Regions from separate parts of the Mus musculus genome. Here region 2 is linked to region 1. Evidence: chromatin loops called from intact Hi-C (ENCODE). Cell type or tissue: gastrocnemius. All regions are shown on one strand.

Region 1 (5,000 bases):
TCTGGTGTCTTCTTCAAGGCCAGCACCTGCCTACCTGCTGAGCGGCAGCTATCCCACGCGCCAACCTGGGGTTCTATTTTTACCTCTCTCTAGACTTGCCCTGTATTTTGTGAATCATATTGTTTAAATGGCACACACTTCACCAGAACCTCTGGCAAGGTGAGGCCAGAGGTTGCCAAGGGCCACCTCCCGTTGACTGTTGGGGACTATTTCCAAACACCTTGGAATGCCTCAGGGAGGGCCTCTGGAGAATTTCAGCCAGTAGTCTTCTTTCCTGCCTCTTGGTTCACCCTTGATACTCACTGGGGACCCCAGATACCTCTCCCTCCTCCTCTAGGGCTGGATCTCTCAGTTAAGCAGGCATAATGTTTGATGCAATCAAGAGCCAGACAGAAGCGATCACCCCCGACTGGATAGCTAATATTTATATCACATGGACTCTGGCCGGAAGAGAAGGAAGAATATTGGCCCTGTGTGGCTACCACTGGATTATATTCAATGTGTTCATATGTGTGTGTGTGTGTGTGTGTGTGTGTGTGTTAAATCCATCTTTCTCTCAAAGAAGCATATCAAGTTTGAACAGAAGCAAAAACTTCTGTTCAAACTCAAGTGGTCATTTTAAGAGTAGCTTCGGTTTTTCTGATCTGTTTAAAAACAAAAGTGTTTTTACTGTGGAAGCTTCCATGTTATGGAGGAGGGCCTCAGGCGTGGGGAGGACTGGTGCCCTTGTTCTGTTTTATGTCCAAGTTTGTCCTTTCTGGGGCTTTTGGCAGAATGGTAAGCACTGACAGCCTATAGCACTGTGCCATATTTTTACATTGGCGATATTGCTGGTATATTGTGGTATATTTGACTGTATAAACATTGTAAATAGATGATAGTAAGTCATGGCTGACATTTGTAAGATGCTTTTGTACCTTAGAATTTTCTACATCAAATAAAATGTTTTCTTGTAAGCCTGCAGTGGCTCCTTATTTCCGAATATCTGTCCCGTTTCCTCCCTAGCTCCTGACTGTCGGCAGAGGAGTCTGCCTCAGCCTGAGACGGTAGGTAAGGAGGGCTTGCATCTGTGTCTTGCTCTTGGAACTCATCACATCCCAGCTCTGCTGCAGGTATTGTGACCCTGTGATTAGGGGACCCTGGTGCCCACTTTCTATAGAATGGACCCAAAGTCCTGCTTTAGGGGTTGGTGGCTTCAGCTGAGCTCCTGTTGTGGGTAGAGTGTACCTGAAAGTGACAGGTATCCAGAAGGGGGCAATGGCTGATGATAGTAAGGAGGCTATAAGCCTCCAGCCATTACCTAAAAAGGAGATGGTCAAAATTTGGGGTCTTAGGGATGTCAAAAATTGGCAGAGCCCATCTCACTGCTCAGGGTTAGTTAGCCAGCCAGGTAAATGTAGACATGAAGTTGAGAAAGGCTGAAAGCTTCCTCCTGAAGTGAAGAAAGAGGCAGTCAGCAGCTGGTTCCTGGAAGGTGTTTGTGTCTGTTGTGACCTCCACAAGACACAGGAAGGAGGAGCCTCCGAGAATCCTCAGTGTTGGTGCCTGGGCCAAGGATTGAGACACCATCACATCTAGTTCATAAGTCAGAGCATTCTCATTATTAAAGGGCAGAAATAATAATCTGGGTGACTGCTCTTTCCTGGATGTGCATATCAGGAGCAAATCTTACTCTCCTGCTCATCGTTTCCAGACTTCTGCTGTGAGGTCCGATGGACAAATGGCTACCCTCACCCCAGGCATTAACAAAAGCAGGAGTGTATGGAGATCAGAGAAAGCTGTGAATGAGTGTGTAAGGAGTGGACGGGGCCCTGAGGTAACGTGTTGTTGGAATGAGTATGTCAAAGGTGCAATGGCCTCAGACCCATGGGAACCGCAAAGCCTTCCGCTGGTTTGTGTGTGGATGCTGGCTATACAGAAATGTGGTTGGAAGCGGCTTCCTCCTGGGTTGTTTACAGCTTGCCACAACACCCCTGGAGAGAGAGAGAGAGAATATGAATCTCATACGGAGACTAAACCTTTTTATTCAGCTCTACATAGTATACCAACTCCTGTTGAGTTATACTCAATAAACCTGCCTCCCAGATTCAGATATATAATAAACATGGTTTCCTGAGTGCCCAGCCTACCTGATCCCAGCTCTTCCTTCCTTCTTTTCTTTCTTCCTTTCCTTTCCTTTCCTTTCCTTTCCTTTCCTTTTCTCTCTCTCTTTCTTTCTTAAGCTTTATTTATTTATTTATTTATTTTATTAGTGCATTGTAGCTGTCTTCAGACACACCAGAAGATGGCACTGTATCTCATTACAGATGGTTGTGAGCCACCATGTGGTTGCTGGGAATTGAACTCAGGACCTCTGGAAGAGCGACCAGTGCTCTTAACCACTGAGCCATCCTTCCAGCCTCCCAGCTTTTTCTTTATGTGTGTCTCGGTTCTTCATTGCCTATCACCCCAGGTAGGTTGGTTCCTAAGCTGTTCAGGTCTTGGAAGGAAGAATTAGCAGTACTCCAGGATGAGATAGATGGCATAGGGCCATCTTTCCCACTTTTGTGGCATATGCCAGGAAGTGGCTAGGTATTGGCATCCTGCCAAACTGAGGCTGGGCCAAGAGGAACTTGGAGTCCAGGAAGGTAGGGGCATGCCTAGCCTTGAATGCAAGTGTAGGCAAGTTCTGCCTTTGGTTTTAACCTCTGAGGGTCAAGGCGCGTAAATATCCTCTGCACTGGGTGAAGTTGCAAGTTAGTGATGAGGTTTTGTTATTAGCATTGGGATTAAGCCTTTGGCTGGCTGAGCTCAGAGCTCAGTCTGCTGGCGTCTTTTTGATTCTAGGTAGGTGGCTTGCCTCGTTTAGGCTTTAGTTTCCCTATCTGGAAAGCCAAGCAAGGCTGTTTGGTGGTTTGAATGTAAGTGATTCTGGACATTTAACATGACACACACTGTCTCTGGACGTGTGGTCACCAGGGGGCAGGGCAGGTGTGGTAAAGTGAGGTTTTCTTCCAAAGCCTTCCTCAGCCATGGCCTGGTGTATAACTAAAGCAGAGCCTCATGGATGTCTCAGTGTAGAAGGACAGCTAGAGATGGCCCTTGGGGGAGGTGGGCACTTGATTAGATGAAACTCCTTATTTGAAACCAGTGGTGTTGGAGTGAATACCAAAGTTCTTACATAGCCCTGTGCTATGTAAGGGGAATAGACCATTCTCTGTCTTCCTTCTCCACAGTTCGTTCCTTCCTTCCTTCCTTCCTTCCTTCCTCTTTCTTAACTTCTTTCTTTCTTTCTTTCTTTCTTTCTTTCTTTCTTTTTTTTCTTTTTTTCTTTTTTTTTGTTGTTGTTGTTGTTTTGAGACAGGAGTTACTTTGTGTAATAGCCCTGGTTGTCCTGAACTCTTTGTAGACCAGGCTGACCTCAGACTCTCAGAGAACCTCTGCCTCCCGAGTGCTGGGATCAAAGCTACCACATCTTTCTACTTTCATGTAGCCATGCCTAGGGCCTTGCATATGCTGTTTCTTTGTCTGAAACACCTTTTGCTTATATCCCGCCCTTGTGGTGATTACTGCCCGTCAGTCTAGACCCAACACGTATCTTTAGGTGGACTCATCTCAGCTTGTGTGAGCATAAGATGGATCCTTGCGCTTCTGGAATGTTCTGTGTGGGCTGGACTGATATTCTGCTGCTTTAACCAGCTTGTGACCCCTGGCCTATTGGGACAAGTGCCCTCGTCTTGGGTTTCAGTATCAGCAGAGGGTAAAGATGTACCTGATTCATGGGCCCAGAAGGATAAAACACTCAGAGGGGGTTGCTCAGCATGTAGCAGGTGCCCAGAAACGTTTTTCTTTTGTGAACAGGTACTGACTTGTAAACAAAACAAGGTTTCCTTGGGAAGAAAACTTATCTTTACACATTGCAGTCTGGTTCCAGCCAGCTCCTAGGATTCCCTGTCTTCAGACCCACGTGGATGCTCCTATTTCCTCCTGAATGGCTGGTTCTGTCCTGGTTTCTCTCTGGGGGTAGTGTTCTGTGTGCATATTGGACAAAGTTTCCTAGAGACAGAGGGTTGTTGCATCACATGGGCTCTATCCAAGTCACCCAGGTGTTGGATACCGCTTGCTGTGACCAGCTCATCGCCCTCCCAACAGGCTCTGGAGTTTACATGTCGTTCAGCCTTCGGGATGAGAGTCAAACCCAGGTGTTTCCTATGTACAGCTTTGGCAAACCGCTCTCTGCTCATTATGTTCCTTGTGTTTCCCCTAACCCAGGTGAGCAGGAAGGTTTTACTTGCATAGAAGTCTTCCATAGCTACTTCCAGATATTGCTTTGACTTGAACAGTAAAACCAAGACTTTACGCCTCTTGCAGACAATGCCATTCCCCAGATGAGAATCACTCATATGTGTTATTACATCATCAGGCTGTACCCTGATTCTCAGATGTTGCAAACAAGGGTGGGGATTATCTGTGCAGGTTATAGCTACAGGCAAAAGGTTTAGTATCTTTTCCTAGGAATTCCATTTTTAGGGTCGTGTGTGTGTGTGTGTGTGTGTGTGTGTGTGTGTGTGTGTGTGTGTGTGTGTATGAGGTGCAGTCTCTTGTATTTAATATATAGCTCAGGAGATCTTGAACTCCTGTTCCTCCAAGTGCTGGAATACAGGTGTGAGCCAACACATGTGCTCGTGGGTCTGTCTCAGCTAAGAGTCAAGTTGCAGGGGAATGGTCTGTTTGGACTGAAGATGCAGCTCAGAAGAACAGCATTTTCCTGGTAAACACACAGGCCATGGGTTTTATCCTGGGTACAGACACCAACTAAAGGATTCATGTCAAGGAAAATACTGACAAGTATGGTAAATGAAAACCACACACACTAACACCTCTGGGGGTAGGATTGTAGCAGGTCTTTGTGTATAGCCCTGTCTGTCTTGGAATTTGCTATGTAGACCAGACTGGCCTGGAATTTAAGAGATCCTCCTGCCTCTGCCTCCCAAGTGCTGGGATTAAAGGCATGGACTACC
Region 2 (5,000 bases), 310 kb after region 1:
AAGTGTTACTGTTGGGGGAAATGGAGAAGAGGGCAAATAGGATCTGGGTTTCTTTATGTTAATTATCACAGCTTCCTGACTACAACTCTCAATAAAAGTTTCTGTTATAACATGCCCTAGGGCTTTGTGGGGGATGTCGGATCCAGGGGAGTTTTGCTCATGTTATGCTGAGGACTCTCCTCCGACATCAAGTGAAGTACAGGTTCTCCTGGATGTCTAGTCAGTATTTGGTTTGTTGCACACTATAGTCGTTAAATATTTAGTTTTAAATTAAAACAACACTTACAGAACCACACATGATTAAAGGAACTCATATTAAGGGAGTACCCAAGAGCTTCGGAGAAAGATGCAGAATCATGTAACCATAACTATAAAGATATTGAACCCTCTCACTATCCCTAAAGTGATCACTATCTCCTCTGCTCTTCCCAGTGTCCCCACCTACCCTTTCACTCCTGCTGACTCCTGACACAAAGTTAGAGTTTAATGTAATTGAAATAACGCAGTAAATGCCTGGCTTCTCTCCCTTCTCAGATTTTTAGTGTTTTTGGAAGTTGTCACATAGATCAGCGCCACATCTGTCTTACTGATGAGTGGCAGTCATCTGTCTGCCTGCGTTATATGTTTGCTCACTCATTTCCTGTTGGGTGGTTGACAAGTAAAACTGAAATAACATTCATAAGCAAGTATCGTTGTAGGCCTGTATTTTCACTTCCCTTGAGAAAACAAGGAGGATGCTCATGGTGGATTATACCGCACCAAGGATGTGTCTGGCAAGACGCGTCTCTGAACTGTTTACCACGTGGCTATACCATTTTACATTTCCAACAGTAAATCAAGTTGTCCCTATCTTGGCCTTTTTCCCCCTCTTCCTATTCTGATAGGCATGTAATCACATCTCATAGGATGTGTGCGTTTCCCTGATGGGTAATGATGCTGGGAATGGCCTCACATATTTTTTGCCCATTATACTTACTTTTGTGAAGTGTTCAAATACTTACCTATCTTTGTAGTGTTGTCCCCAATCAGTTTTTTTTTTAACAGTAAAAAGGGGGTTGTGGATATAGCACATAGTAGAGTCCATGTGCACAGACCTTAGGTTCAACCCCCAGTCCCACAAACAACAGCAAGAATCCTTGGGTCAGTGAGTTGGCTCAGTGGGTAAAGATGCTTGCTGGCAAGCCCAACAACCTGAGTTTGAACCCTGGAACCCACATAGTGGAAAGAAAGAACCCACTTCTGCAAGTTGTCCTCTGAATGCCATATATATTGCCCATACAATACACACTTATGTACCCACACACATACACACTTATGTACCCACACACATACACACTTATGTACCCACACACATACACACTTATGTACCCACACACATACACACTCATAAGTTTTAGAAGAATCCTTTAGACCTTAAATCATGACTCTTTGTAAATTTATACTTCATAAAAAACAGGAAATACTTGTAACTGAACTGTACCCATCTTGCTATTGTTCCAGGTTCCATCCAAGAACTGCACCCAACTCAGAGTTCTGGGAAAAATTCTGCTATGACTAAGTGATACTTAATACCAAAATTGCTATAATAAAAAATTACACACATATACATACATGTATGTATACATACATTTATCCACATGATTCTTCTGAAAATAATTTTTTTTTTGAGATAGAGTCTCAGTATTTAGTCTTGGCTGCCCTGTAGTTCATTATATAAATCAGGCTGTCTTCAAACTCATAGAGGTCTTCCTGCCTCTGCCTTCTGAATGCTGAGATTAAAGGAGTGTGTCTCCACAGCTGGCTTCCTCGAATTTTTAAAAGTACTGCCACCCTGGGATGCATGAAACTTTGCTTCAAAAACATCACATTTTATATATATCTTCCCATAGCGTGTATGTATATACACACTTGAAAAGCTAGTTTTTGAAACCGCTTAGTGATGTGTTGCTTCCCTCTGCTGGAATATTTGTGTATATGCTCTTGGGGGTCTATTAAGTTTTGAATGCCTGAAGTTTAGCATGGATGGACCTAGAGCTTCAAGGACTACTCCAGGTATTCAACAAATGGGTATTTTTATTTTATTTTTGTGAGATGTTTAAACTATTTTTCCATAAAAATAGGATTGTGCTTCGAAAAGGTATCTGGGTTAGAGGTGTATCTCAGTGGCAGAGTGCTGTACCACAAATATTAACAATTTTATACATATAATTATGACCTATATTGATCAACATCAGACACTACCTCAGTCTAGCCGTATCTGCCTTTACATCTGTGTACCATCAGGCTTTCAAGCCTGTGGACTTCACTCAAACATTCCAGAGGCTGGAGCCATTGCTTGGAGCCATCGCTTGGCATTTCAGAACTCTTGCTGCTCATCCAGAGAACCCAAGTTCAGTTCCCAGCACACACACACACACACACACACACACACACACACACTAGGTGTCTTGCAAAGCACCTGTAACTCCAGCTCCAGGGTACCCTGGCCTCCACAGGCACCCACATTCACACAGACATATTTTTTTTAAAATTCAAATACATTTTTTTTTATGAAATGTAACTTCTTTTTAACCTTGAAAGCTGTAAACTAGGGGCTGGAGATGTAGCTCATTGGCAGAATACTTAGATAACATGTACACCAAAGCTTCTAGTGCACGAATGTGCGTGCACACACACACACACACACACACACACACACACACACACAGGATGGAGGGCAAATAAGTAGTTTGCATCTATAATTCAAATACTCAGACTGCAGAAGCAGGAGGATTGCCTGGGATAAAAGAAACTGTATAGCTTGAGTTGTTTTATTTTGTGTGTGGGAGTAGGGTGGGGCGGGTAGGGAGTGGTGGTTGCAGTGGGAAGGAGGTGGGGGAAGGGGGGAAGATGGTGTTAGCAGTGTTGGGGGTAGTGGTAGGGGTTGGGAGTATGGGTGCTCTTGTTTTGCTGTGACAGACAATAAATCCAGAGCCTTGCACATTCTACTTCTGAACAGGATTATCGCTCAGCCCTGGAAGTATTTTTGACTTATTTTAAAAATATCTAACACCCTCATTTTATGGTTTACTATTTAATGCTTTCAGAACATTCTAAATTGCAGAAAGGAACATAGTGAGGATGGGGGAGTGCCACAGACCACCCCAGTCGGGCATGAGGGTCCCTAGAATGAGGGTCCTCGAAGCTAAGTGGGTAAGGATTCAGCGGTGACAAACAGAAACGAACACAGAGCCAGTTTGAATCTGAGTGCATTTTGTAGCTCTCAAGCAGGGGATTTTATACATTAAAAAAACCATCTCTTAGAAACTGTATCCAGTGAAACAATTACAAATATCAACAAAAATTATTTAGCACAGTAAAGCACAAAAATCATCCAAGCATTACAACTCTGAAACTGTATATTCAGCGAATCACAAACAGAACAGGTAACATCATTATTAATATAAATCATCAAAATATATCAATTCTAAAAGGATGTTTTCAGTGGGGGCAGTCATCCAAGGCTAGTGGCATACTTCCAAGAGGTTAGTAAATCTTTATGTTCAATTATTGTTTAACATTTAATGCCTGAATTTTTTAAATCAATCTTCAACACATAAATTTAAACTATTTTAATTCTTTCTAATTAAGGCTTTCTTTACCATATACCAAAACCCACCTCCAATGACACACGTGTAGCCATATGAAATTTTATTGTTGGGAAAGTTTTTTATCTATCATCATAGTTTCGTAAATGATTTAAAAAGTAAAGCGTTGGTTTCCCTGGGAATAAGGTCATATTAGTGACCCCCATCTTAAGGGATGGTTTCTTACCCATGATTCTTGCTTAAGATCTTGGCCTAAGCTACCAGGAATGTGGGGCATTGGGCTGTGCACAGACAGGCTGGTCCTCAGTCGAGCTGAGATGCTGAACCCCAGGACCCTGTGGTGATAATTCATCTACATGGGATGTAAGGAGTTCTCTCATGTCTCCTGGAACTCTGGCTCCTGTCTAAGTTACTGCCCCCCAGACCCCCCCCCCAAGAGAAACATGGCTAGAAGTCACGTAGGCAATGGCCCAAGCTTCTGACCTTCAGGCTAAACTCCCCAGTTACCTAGCAACAGTAAAGACCATAAAAGGGGCTGTTAGGCCCCCTACCTTGCTCTCTTACTCTCTTACTTCTCACTCTCTTATTTCTTACCCCTCAAGCTCACCCCCTCTCTCCTCTCCTTTCTTCCTCTGACTCTTTCTCTCTAGCCTTTCCTCTCTTCTTCTCTTTCCTTTCTACCTTCTCTCTTTCCCCCTGTCTTTCTATAATAAAGCTCTAAAACCATAGACAGTCTCTGCTCATCAAGGCTGCACTCACTCTTGTCGATGTTGGAAACCTCTTCCCTCATCCCTCTCTCCCATAACCCCGGTGGCTTTAGCAAAGTAGCTCGGGAATCCCAGGTAGGGCTGCCCCTTTGCCACCCTGCAAAGAGTGGGTCAGAGGCTTAGATGTCCACCTGGGGATGAGTGGAAAGTGTGTGGCAGCTCTCTCATGCCTGACTGACCAGAGAATAGGTAAAACTCTGGCAGGGTGTGGGTCTTTCCTCCTCCTCCCTCTTCCTCAGCCCCTCTGAAGAGCAGCTAGCTAGTTCTCTAAACTGAAGACTCATCTTTTCAGATTCTCTGGGATCCTTTTGATAACAGTGTTAATTCTTTGTGAGGGGTTCACTCACATGGCCTAATTGCTATGTTCTATTGCTATGACAAAATACCATGACCAAGGTAACTTATAAAGGGAGCCATTTAATCAAAGGCTCACAGTTGCAGAGGGTTAGTTCATGACCATCATGGAAGGCAGGCATGGTGCTAGAACAGTAGTAGCTGAGCACTTACCTTGAATCTGTAAGATGGATGTGGGGGGGTGAAGGGAAAGAGAGAGAGAGAGAGAGAGAGAGAGAGAGAGAGAGGTTTTCTTTTAAAAGATTTGTTTATTTTATGTATATGAGTACACTGTAGCTGTCTTCAGACACAT

What was found. Hi-C counts contacts between places; a loop is a spot of excess contacts. Peaks named below come from ENCODE experiments on the same cell type or tissue, not always from the same donor. Only the 100,000 strongest peaks of a DNase experiment are listed, where the experiment ranks them.
Region 2: a loop joins it to region 1, with 2.9 times the contacts of the local background. A loop is called at or near these places in 15 of 42 quality-filtered maps.

What each region holds. Positions count from the first base shown.
Region 1 is chr14:27,106,331-27,111,330 of GRCm38, forward strand. Il17rd (interleukin 17 receptor D) reads left to right here. Exons shown (of 13, transcript NM_134437.3): 13 at 1-956. Among named protein-coding and RNA genes, the nearest start is that of Il17rd, 70 kb to the left of the region's middle. In gastrocnemius, a CTCF peak has its summit at 2,961 (motif pointing right); a DNase peak (open chromatin) is centred at 2,585.
Region 2 is chr14:27,412,229-27,417,228 of GRCm38, forward strand. All of the region lies in intron 2 of Gm52095 (a long non-coding RNA gene), which reads right to left. Among named protein-coding and RNA genes, the nearest start is that of Gm52095, 14 kb to the right of the region's middle. In gastrocnemius, a CTCF peak has its summit at 1,950 (motif pointing left); no DNase peak of the experiment used is centred here.